2 separate regions of the Homo sapiens genome follow, and region 1 is linked to region 2. A link is a contact called in ENCODE Hi-C or POLR2A ChIA-PET data. All regions are on one chromosome and are shown on one strand. The core of a region is the stretch at or near the end of the contact, and the rest is flanking DNA. Distances in the headings are between cores, read along the strand shown.

Evidence for each region. Hi-C counts contacts between places; a loop is a spot of excess contacts on that map. ChIA-PET counts read pairs that join two places held with the same protein, here RNA polymerase II (POLR2A). Pooled maps may share reads with other maps.
Region 1: a pooled map shows a loop between it and region 2 (9-fold over the local background). The contact joins the promoter of YJU2 here to the promoter of ZNF77 in region 2. A Hi-C loop is called at or near these places in 8 of 50 pooled maps. POLR2A ChIA-PET finds 5 or more read pairs at or near these places in 2 of 52 experiments (GM10248 and HepG2).

Annotation. Positions count from the first base shown.
Region 1 is chr19:4,245,701-4,251,135 of GRCh38, forward strand. YJU2 (YJU2 splicing factor homolog) reads left to right here and starts at 1,380. Exons shown (of 8, transcript NM_018074.6): 1 at 1,380-1,470; 2 at 3,528-3,628; 3 at 5,327-5,435. The coding sequence starts at 1,447. RefSeq lists enhancers at 440-1,211, 970-1,109, 1,450-1,539.
Region 2 is chr19:2,940,887-2,946,579 of GRCh38, forward strand. It overlaps ZNF77 (zinc finger protein 77), which reads right to left and starts at 4,085. Exons shown (of 4, transcript NM_021217.3): 1 at 3,952-4,085. The coding sequence starts at 3,954. RefSeq lists silencers at 3,781-3,860, 4,001-4,250 and an enhancer at 4,321-4,480.

The DNA.
Region 1 (5,435 bases), core at 130-2,629, 1.3 Mb after region 2:
AGCATACATTGCTATGCAATATCAGGACATCTGGACCTTCCATTGTTGTAGTAGTGTGTCCTCCTAGGCATTTGTAAGACGTTTTCTCAATTGTAAACATCTTATGACCCTGGCTCGTGACTGGCAGCGAATGTGCCTTGTTAATTTTAAGATGGAGTTGATTTTTGGCCAGGTGCAGTGGCTCATGCCTGTAATCCCAGCACTTTGGGAGGCAGAGGCGAGCAGATCACCTGAGGTCAGGAGTTCGAGACCTGCCTGGCCAAAATGGTGAAACCCCATCTCTACTAAAACTACAAAAATTAGGCAGGTGTGGTGGTGCGTGCCTGTAATCCCAGCTACTCGGGAGGTTGAGACAGGAGAATCACTTGAATCCTGAGGTGGAGGTTGCAGTGAGCCAAGATCGCACCACTGGAGGCAGAGGTTGCAGTGAGCCAAGATCGCACCACTGCCCGTCAGCCTGGGCAACAGAGCAAGACTCCTCAAAAGATAAATAAATAAACAAACAATTGCCACAGCAACATCAAGAAGTTACCCTATATGGTCTAAAAAAGGGAGGTATGAATAATCCACCCCTTGTTTAGCATATCATCAATAAATCACCATAAACATGGGCAACCACCAGCCCTTGGGGCTGCTTTGTCTGTGAAGTAGCCATTCTTTTATTCATCTACTTTCTAAATAAACTTGTTTTTGCTTTGCACTGTGGACTCGCCCTGAATTCCTTCTTGCACGAGATCCAAGAACCCTCTCCTGGGGTCTGGATCCGGACCCCTTTCCTGGAACAATCTGACACAGAGGAAACGTCCATGAAAGGTGGGGAGGAGGCTGGGGAAGGAGGCTGGGGAAGGAATGGGATGGGAAGTCCTCGTTAAGGGGAAGGCACAGGTGGGCAATGGAGGGACATTTGGGAGACACTGCGTATGTTTAGGAAGTTGGTTTGGAGCCTGATCTTTAAGTCAATGTCTGTGACTCAAGAGTCGTCCAGGGTCCTCTTAAGTCACCCTATGTGTGGCCCCAACCCCATGTGAGAGTTGCGGGCCCAGGAACGATGTGTGGATTCCCAGAGCCCAGAATACAAGGCAGGCGCATAATACATATTTGCTGAATAAAAGAATGAAGAACAAGAGGTCACGTTACAAAATTTTAACGAGCCGCTGCCCGCTTCTAGGGGGCGCAGCGCACTATACAAAATTCTCCAATTCCACATGGCTCCCGGAATCCTTATTTCGCGCTACTCAGGTTGCAACTCCGGAGGGAAGACGCTGGGACTTCCAGCTTGATAGGCGGGGATTGGAACCAATGAAAGAGGTCTGCTGTGTATGCTGCAGCCAATAATAGCGGCCGAAGGAAGTGACGTTTGCGGAAGTAAGGCTTCCGTCGGAAAAGCTCGATAATTACCCAGCCTAACCATTTCTCAGGTGCTTGCGAGGTGATCAGAAGGCAAAGATGTCGGAGCGAAAAGTATTAAACGTAAGTGTTGGGCGACTGGGGCTTTTCAATCGGAGCAGGACATCCCGGAACTCCGGGAGAGGGAGGAGCTTCCTGAGATCTCTTCTTTGGAACCCTTCTTTCCCAGCGGCCTTCCGCGAGATGGGGCTTCCCAGACTCCTCCCTAGACTCCTCCCCATCGCCTTCCGTCGGGGGGGTGGGCCTTCGCTAAGTCTCCCTTCTGGGCTGGGGTGTAGTTAGTCACCTGCGGGGCGTGGCTTGGGCTTTTACCCAATCACCACCAGATAGGGTTTTTTTTCTGGGGGCGGGGCTTCCTTAAATGCTGGCGGCCGTGTTTTGCCCTCTTCTTGAGGGGCGTGGCTCTGAGAAGCCCCGCCCCACTTGGGGACTGTAACCAATCGTGTACTTTGGGTGGGGTGGGGTGGGGTGGCGCGTGTGTGTGTGTGTGTGTGTGTGTGTGTGTGTGTGTGTGTGTGTGTGTGTGTGTGTGTGTGTGTGTGTGTGTGTGTGTGTGTGTGTGTGTGTGTGTGTGTGTGTGTGTGTGTGTGTTTTGTTTTTTTTACTGGGGTCTGGTCATGCAGATAACCTCTGCCTTACAGTGGCCAAGATTTTACTGGGGTCTGGTCATGCAGATAACCTCTGCCTGACAGTGGCCAAGATTCCAGACTCCCAGAAGAAAAGCAGAGGTTCAGTATAAACTATACTGTTGGCACACTTCTGTTTTTTGGTTTTTTGAGATGGAGTTTTGCGCTTGCTTCCCAGGCTGGAGTGCAGTGGCACGTTCTTGGCTCACTGCAGCTTCTGCCTCCTGGGTTCAAGCGATTCTCCTGCCTCAGCCTCCTGAGTAGCTGGGACTGCAGGCGCCCGCCACCATGCCTGGTTAATTTTTTTTGTATTTTAGTAGAGATGAGATTTCACCATGTTGCCCAGGGTGGTTTTGAACTCTTGATCTCAGGCATTCCACCCACCTCATACTCCCAAAGTGCTGGAATTACAGGCGTGAGCCACCGCGCCCGGCCCCACGCAGGTCTTTCTAGGAGAGCAGTCTCAGGCTTGCTGTAGGAACTCCTGGGAAACAGGAGCCCTGGGATACAAAGGGAGTGTGAGTATGGATTATGACAGATACCTCCACTGCACCACTGGAAAATAAAGCACTTTGTGTTTGGAGCACCTACTGGGTGCCAGACACTGCAAAGAGCACTTTATCCCCCTTGCCTCAAGGAATGCGTGCAAAGACTCTTGGAGACAGAGGACAGTGTGCGCATTTCACAGAGGAGTAAACTGAGCCCTGCAGGTTTCAGCTCCTCAGGATTCAGATCCAGGGAGATGACTCTGTAGGAAACGGATGTAGTATCGTGATTGGGAGGCTGAGCTAACAGAGTCCTGGTTTACCCTCTACAGAATTGCTGGGGAGTTGGGACTCCTCGGGGAACTCGGTCTCCTGCCTGAACAACAGAAGTGCTAAGCAAAGCTTAACCTCTACAAAGGGCAGGGCATGATGGCTCACGTGTGTAATACCAGCTCTTTGGGAGGCCAAGGCAGGTGGATCACCTGAGGTCAGGAGTTCGAGACTAGCCTGGCCAACATGGTGAAACCCCATCTCTACTAAAAATACAAAAATTAGCGGGGAGTGGTGGTGGGCGCCTGTAATCCCAGCTACTGTAGAGGCTGAGGCAGGAGAATCGCTTGAACCCAGGAGGCGGAGGTTGCAGTGAGCCAAGATCGCGCCACTGGACTCCAGCCTGGGCAACAAGAGCAAAACTCCGTCTCAGAACAAAAACAAAAACAAACCCTGGCTTTTTAGAGCTTCCCGTGTAGACAGCATTTCATGTGTATTGTCATGACTGGTATTTAGGAGAATTAAATGCGTCCTGTATAACTCCACTAGGAGAGAGTCAGGAAGCTTGTGCCTGGCCTCCCTCTGACTGTACTGAGTCCTGCGAGTCCTCCCTGCCTGTCGCGGAACCTGGGGTGGGCTTGGGGACCCCCGACACAGCTCCCCAGAGCCCCTTCCCTCTGCCATGTCCTGCCCCTGCTTCTGAAAATAACTCCCCCAACGTTTCCTTCCTCCCCTGCAGAAATACTACCCGCCGGACTTTGACCCATCAAAGATCCCCAAACTCAAGCTCCCCAAAGACCGGCAGTACGTGGTGCGGCTGATGGCCCCCTTCAACATGAGGTGAGCACCCCCTGCGTGACCCCACACACCAGTCATGGCTGAAGGACGCAGTGCCTGGCATCCACAGAGGTGACTCGTCCGGTGTTAAGACCAGATCACTGGTCTTAGACATTGTCCTGGCTCAGACATTGACCATTCCAACCCTCCTTCGCCTCACCACTTGGGATTAAGCTTTGGATCTTTTAGAGCCCTCCAGCCAGTGCCTGCCTTGAGATCATGGTGGTTAGTAAACGTGTGTGCAGAGAGGATAGGACGCCACAGAGATGCAGCCCCATAGATATATTTCAGCTCCTCCAACAGCCAAGCTCGTTCCTACCCCAGGGCCTTTGCACACACTGCTGCCCCTGCTTGGAACTCTCTCCCTCTACTTTCTTTCTTTCTTTTTTTTTTTTTGTTGAGACAGAGTCTTGCCGTGTTGCCCAGGCTGGAGTGCAGTGGCGTGATCTCAGCTCACTGCAACCTCCACCTCCTGGCTTCAAGCGATTCTCCTGCCTCAGCCTCCCAAGTAGCTGGGATTACAGGCGTGCACCACCACGCCCGGCTAATTTTTGTATTTTCAGTAGAGTTGGTGTTTTACCATGTTGGCCAAGCTGGTCTCGAACTCCTGACCTCAGGTGATCTGCCCTCCTTGGCCTCCCAAAGTGCTGGGATTGCAGGCGTGAGCTGCCGCACCTGGCCTTCTCCTTCTACTTACACATGGCAGGCTCCTCTTGTCTGCCATAGGTCATGGCTCCAATCTCACCCCTCCGGGAGGCCTCCATCATCCCCTCACGGTGCCCAGATCTTGCCTTTTGTAGCACTTCAGAATTACTGTATTTCACCAACTCTCAACCCCATACCTTTTCATGCTCTAGCATATCTGAAATCACGCACCTAACGAGGAAAGAGACATCTGGGTCAGTGAAATTCGGTTCATGCCCATGTGTTGTTGGCCTGTCTACTCCTCCCCCTCATTCATTCATTTATTCATTCAACACTCATTTATTGGGCACCTGCTGTGTGCCAGGGTCTGTGCCGAGCGCCAGGAACAAAGTCCCTGGCCTCATGGAGCCCACAGTCTAATGGGAAGTGGAGAATAGTGGTAGTCAGGCAGGTGCACGGGCCCCCGAAGTCAGGCAGGAGAGAGCCCCTGGGGCAGTGGCGCAGGAGGGAGGGCTATAGGTAGCTGGGGTACGGTGACATCAGGCAAAATACTGGTGGCGCTGAGGTCTGAGGATGAAGGGTGTCGCCGGCCATGAGACTGTAGGAGCAGAGGCCTTGAGCTGGGACTGAGCTGGGGGTGTTTGCAGGATCAGACAGGAGGCGGGCGTGCTGGGCTGGGGAGCAGAGCCCGGAGTAGGAGGGGAAGAGGGGGGTGGGGCAGCATTTTTCTGTGTGGCATCTTTCCTCCTGGAGGGTGGGGTGCCCCGTAAGCACAAAGATTGCTTCTGGGAGTGCATGACAGGCAGGCCTCACCTACTCAGGGGGCTTCCCAAGCAGGCGACCCTTGGACTGAGCCCCAGGAAGATATGAATGAGAACACGAAGTTCTCAGGTAGAGGAAATTTGGACACAGGGTGGGGCAGCCTGCCTCTTGAAGGAGGGAGCTCCCCGTTGCTGGAGGCAAGCAAGCAGTGATCTTGCAGGATGCCGCAGGGACAGCCTGCCAGTGGGAGCCAGCGTCCCAAGACAGCTCACATCCCTACATGCTGCCCCGCAGGTGTAAGACGTGCGGAGAATACATCTACAAGGGGAAGAAATTCAATGCTCGGAAGGAGACGGTGCAGAACGAGGTCTACCTGGGCCTGCCCATCTTCCGCTTTTACATC
Region 2 (5,693 bases), core at 2,835-5,334:
ATCAGCAGCTGGGCTTGGTGGCTCAGGCCTATACTCCCAGCACTTTGGGAGACTGAGGTGGGAGGACTGTTTGAGCCCAGAAGCTTGGGACCAGCCTGAGCAATATGGTGAAACCCTGTCTCTACAAAAAATACAAAAATTAGCCAGGCATGGTGGGGCACACCTGGAGTCCCAGCTACTCAGGAGGCTGAGGTGGGAGGATCATTTGAGCCCAGGAGGTTGAGGCTGTAGTGAGCCACGATGTCACCACTGCACTCCAGCGTGGGTGACAGAGAGACGCCCTACCTCAAAAAAAAAAAAAAAAAAAAAGGCTGGGTGAGGTGGCTCACACCTGTAATCTCAGCACTTTGGGAGGCCAAGGCGGGAGGATCACTTGAGGTCAGGAGTTCATGAGCAGCCTGGCCAACATGGTGAAACCGCACCGCTACTAAAAATACAAAAATTAGCCAGGTGTGGTGGTGCATGCCTGTAATCCCAGCTACTTGGGAGGCTGAGGCAGGAAAATCACTTAAACCCAGAGGCAGAGGTTGCAGTGAGCTGAGATCAAGCCACTGCACTCTAGCCTGGGTGACAGAGTGAGACTGTCTCAAAAAAAAAATAAAAATAAGTAAGAACACAGCCAAATCACCACTTTCAGCCCGTGTTAAAGGACAAAGGGGTGAGTGGTGGATTCTAGAAGATCTAGAAGTTTTTCTGTCCCACAAAGGGTCCCATGCAGAAAACAGGTATCAGTTAATGATTAGGGTCTCATGCAGAAAACAGGTATCAGTTAATGATTATCCTCATGATAAATTGTTCGTCAGTCCCCTAATCGGAATTGCCGCTTCTCTGTACTGTGGGTCGTATATTACAGAATGCGCATCTGTCTGATGCGCAGATACTAACAGGAGACGGAGCAGGGTCCCCCACTGTCACAAACTCTGCACCCTGCCTAAGTCAGTGCTAGTTTCATGAATGTTTTCAATCCACACCTTCGCCCACCTCACAATATGGCATGGGGCTGTGTGTGCGCCTTTCCCCTCATCCTAATGGAAGATGCAACGTCTTCCGAGTTTGAGAGTTTTCCACAGCAGCCTTCTCGGGCTAAGCCATGGTATAACACCAGGCAGTGGCAGAAGGCAAAGAACACATCCAAGACAATGACTGCCCTCACTAAGGACAAGAAAAAAAAGGCAAAAAGCATTTATTCTTTTTTTTTTTTTTGAGACAGGGTCTTGCTCCGTCTCCCAGGCTGGAGTGCAGTGAAACAATCTCAGCTCGCTGCAACCTCCGCCTCCCCGGTTCAAGCGATTCTCCTGCCTCAGACTCCCAAGTAGCTGGGATTGCAGGCACTTGCCATCACACCTGGCTAATTTTGATATTTTTAGTAGAGACGGGGTTTCCCCATGTCAATCAGGGTGGTCTTGAATTCCTGACCTTGTGATCCGCCCACCTCAGCCACTCAAAGTGCTAGGATTACAGGTGTGAGCCACCGCGCCCGGCTCTTTTTTTTTTTTTTTTTTTTTCCAGACAGGGTCTAGCTCTGTTGCCCAGGCTGGAGTGGAGTGGTACAGCCTCAAACTCGTGGGCTCAAGCGATTCTCCCCCCTCAGCCTCTCAAGTGGCTGGGACCACAGGTGCGCATCCCCATGCCCGGCCTCATTATTTTACATTTACTAAAACCTGGGGCTGAAATAGGAACAATACCAATGCTGAGCTGGACACAGACGAGGCTGTTCGCAGCTGTCAGGTGACAATGTTGAACTGACTTCAGCTCTGTGCTCCTGGAAACCAGCAAAGGTGAAACCCCGTCCTGCTGTGCTCTGGAATTGGGACAGCCAGGACCCTCCCTTCCCATACGACTTAGATAAGATTCACGCAGATGACAAGGCCAGATTCAGACCCTCCGAAATCCCATTCTTTGTCATCAGAAATGATTCACTAGGTTAGGTGTGCCCAGGCTGGAGTGCAGTGGTGTGATCATGGCTCACTGCAACCTCTGCCTCCCGAGTTCAAGCAATTCTCCCTGCCTCAGCCTTCCAAGTAGCTGGGATTACAGGCACACACTACCACGCCCGGCTAATTTTTGTATTTTTTAGTAGAGATGGGATTTCACCATGTTGGCCAGGCTGGTCTTGAACTCCTGACCTCAGGTGATCCACCTGCCTCAGCCTCCCAAAGTGCTGGGAGTACAGGCATGAGCCACCGCGCCAGGCCTAGCCAACTCTTCAGATGCCTGCATACTTGACGGTCACAGAGCTCTCCCCCTGCAGCTGTCTCCCTGTGGCTACAGCATTAGTCCCGCAGCTCAATCATCAACTGTCCCCATGCCCCTGTTGCTTATACCCCCACCCCACTGCAATAGAACCTCAAGCCTCTGGCATTACTCTCCTGCCTCTAATCCAACTAACCCTTCTCCCTATTGCAACAGCCCCTTCTCCCCCTCCCCCAATACCTCGCAATAATCCTTTTTCATAAAAGTTTCCTTACTACGTTTGGGTTTACACAAGCTTGACCACATGTTCGCAGCCTCCCGTTTCTTCCCCAAACTTTACTCAGCCTTCTGTCCTCTCCGCAGGCCCCTGAACTTTGGCCCCCCCGAGTCTGAGCAAGCAGTAAGTGTGGAGTCCCCTGTCACCTCCCCTGAGCTAGCTGACCACGAGGAGGTACATTTACTGTCAACCTCCTTTCTGCTTGTCCCCTAAAACGTTCCTCCAAACCTTTTCTTGTGTATGAAAGTAAAGCCTTTTCCTGGTTGATTTTGAGACCTGGCAGGTTTCGGAGGCTGGGGCTTATCCCTATTTTTCTCTCTCCTTCTCTAGCCAGGATTTTTTTTTTTTTTTTTTTTTTTGGTTTTTGTTTTTGAGACGGAGTCTTTCTCTGTCGCCAGGCTGGAGTGCAGCGGCGCCATGTCGGCTCACTGCAAGCTCCACCTCCCAGGTTCACGCCATTCTCCTGTCTCAGCCTCCCTGGTAGCTGGGATTGCAGGCGCCCGCCACCACGCCGGGCTAATTTTTGTATTTTTAGTAGAGACGGGATTTCGCCATGTTGTCCAGGCTGGTCTGGAACTCCTGACCTCAGGTGATCCGCCCGCCTCGGCCTCCCAAAGTGCTGGGATTACAGGCGTGAGCCACCGCGCCCGGCCCAGGATTTTATTATTTGACAGGCTCCAGGACAGGGCACCACCTCCTCCTTGGCAGACCTTCCCAAACTGACCACCAAGCCCCTGACGGCTCCTGCCCTCTCCTCCCACTCTCCCCGATCCCCTGACTGCCTCTACTGTCCCCCAACACATCCCTCGAGCCCGACTCCCTTTACTGTCCCCCCAAACTTCCCTCAAGCCCCTGATCGCCTCTACTGCCCCCCTTAAAGTGCCCCTGAGCCCCTGACTGCTTCTGCTGTCCCCTCGAGCTGCCCCCAAACTCCCGACTGCAGCTACTGTCCCCCTAAACTGCCTTCGAGCCCCTGATCACCTGTCCCCCAAAACTGCCCCTTCAAACCCATGACCGCCTCTACGGCCCCCTCAAACTGTCCCCGAGTTCCTGACCGCTGCTATTGGCCCCCTAATCTGCCCTTGAGCCTGACTCCCTTCCACTGAACCCCCAAACTGCCGCCGAGCCCCTGACCGTGTCTGTTCCCGCAAACTGCCCCTGTGCCCCTTAAACCTCTACTGTCCACTTAAATTGCCTCAAGCCCCTGACCACCTCTGCTGTCCCCACAAGCTCTCCCCAAACTCCTGACCTGTACTGTCCCCAGAAACTACCCCTCGAGCCCCTGACCGCTTTTGCTGTCACCCCAGACTGCCCCCAGCCCTACCCCTCGGCCGCTGTGACCACGTCCCCGGGGCCCAGGCGCTCGTCGTGCGCCGCCCCGCGCGTCCCTCAGCTTTCTCCGGCTGCGAACTCGGGCGGAAGCCGGTTCCTGCCGCCCCACCTCGCCCTGGGCCCGGGCTCGGCTCCCGCCCGGCACTCACCATGTCCCGCCCGCTCCTGGGCTCTCCAGGGTTAGCGCCCCGCGGTCCAGCGACCGGCGCAGGTGAGCACGACAGGACACCTGAGCCGCTCGGGGTAGGCGGGGAAGCGCGCAAGGCAGAGGGGAACTCGGCTTACCGTCCTCGGGGTCTGATTGGACAGATCTCGGGAAGTGGAGACTCTGATTGGACAGTGCTGTCGACTCCGCACCCCTGATTGGAGAATTCTCCAGTCCGTCCCCCTAGCGCCCTTGATTGGGCAGGGCTCCGCTTCGGATTAACGTCTCTGATTGGACAGTTCCCTAGGCCCCGCCCCTGCCTGTCCTGATTGGATAATTCTCTCCTCAGTGACGGGCTCGTCGAGAACACGCGTGGCTGACCCTCTAGCCGGGCAGCCGCGGATCTGGGAGAACTCACTCCAGTCCAGGGAGGGCGCGGCGTCCTCCTCCCTGACTGCACGGCAACTCCAGACTCAGTTTCCCCTCGGAGCGGCCCCTCGTGCGGGGAGGAGAGGAAGGGCACGGAGTCCCATGGGGCGGAGTCCTGCGTGGGGGCGGGACCCGCGTGCGTGACGTCACCGTGCTGTCCCGCGTGGGCGCGGACGCCTGGGGTCCAGAGACCTGGAGATCTGGAGACCAGACGACGAGGCCCCAGGAGGCCGGACCCCACCAGGCGCTCCCTGTGTTCTTAAAACTCTCGGCCGGGCGCGGTGGTTCACGCCGGTAATCCCAGCACCGTGAGAGGCGGAGACCGGCGGATCATCAGAGGTCAGGAGTTCAAGTCCAGCCTGACCAAAATGGCGAAAACCACTTCTCTCCTAAAAATACAAAAATTAGCTGGGCACGGTGGCGGGCGCCTGTAATCCCAGCTACTCCGGAGGCTGAGGCAGGAGAATCGCTTGAACCCAGGAGGCGGAGATTGCAGTGAGCCAAGATCAGGACACTGCACTCCAGCCTGGGCAACAAGAGCGAAACTGAGTCTCAAAAAAAAAAAAAGCAGCCCTCCCACAAACAGAACCACGTAAGGTCATGAAGAGAGAGGTCTCACATTTATATGCTTAATAACGAAAAAGACTCTACAAAAACCACAGGCTTAAACAAAAAATACTTTTACAGGGACACTCAGACTGGTGTGACCCTTGTTACTGATCTTTGTAGACAAGGATAATTATTTCTGAAAAATGATGTAATCCTCATTTAAAATTTTTTTTTTCCTTTATAAACCTTTGTCCCAGTCTGGGCAACATGGCAAAACCCCATATATACAAAAAATACAAAAATTAGCTGGGAATAAAGGAGTGTGCGCCTATGGTCCCAACGACTTGATAGGCTGAAGCAGGAGGATCGCTCGAGCCCGTGGGGATTGAGGCTGCAGTGAGCTGTGATCTCACCATTGTACTCCAGCCTGGGCAACAGAGACCCCCGTCTCAAAAAAATGAAAACCAAAAACAACCTTTGTCTTCCTTTACCTCCCTGAATAAGCACATAGTTTGCTATGCCGCGCATATTCCCACTGCAATGAACTGTTACCACCGTTTTTAGACAGCCTGTTATTTAGGTCGACACAGTAAAAACATGAATTACGACAATTATGTTTGTATGTAAAATGGCAAGCGATATAGAGTTTATACTTCTACTCTGTCTCAAGCTGGAAAGTCTTTTCGGAGATGAGCAGTCGCGTTCCAGGCTTTAGGAATTGCGGCTCAACTGAATAAAAGTATTCAGAATTTTCACGTCGAGTTCAAA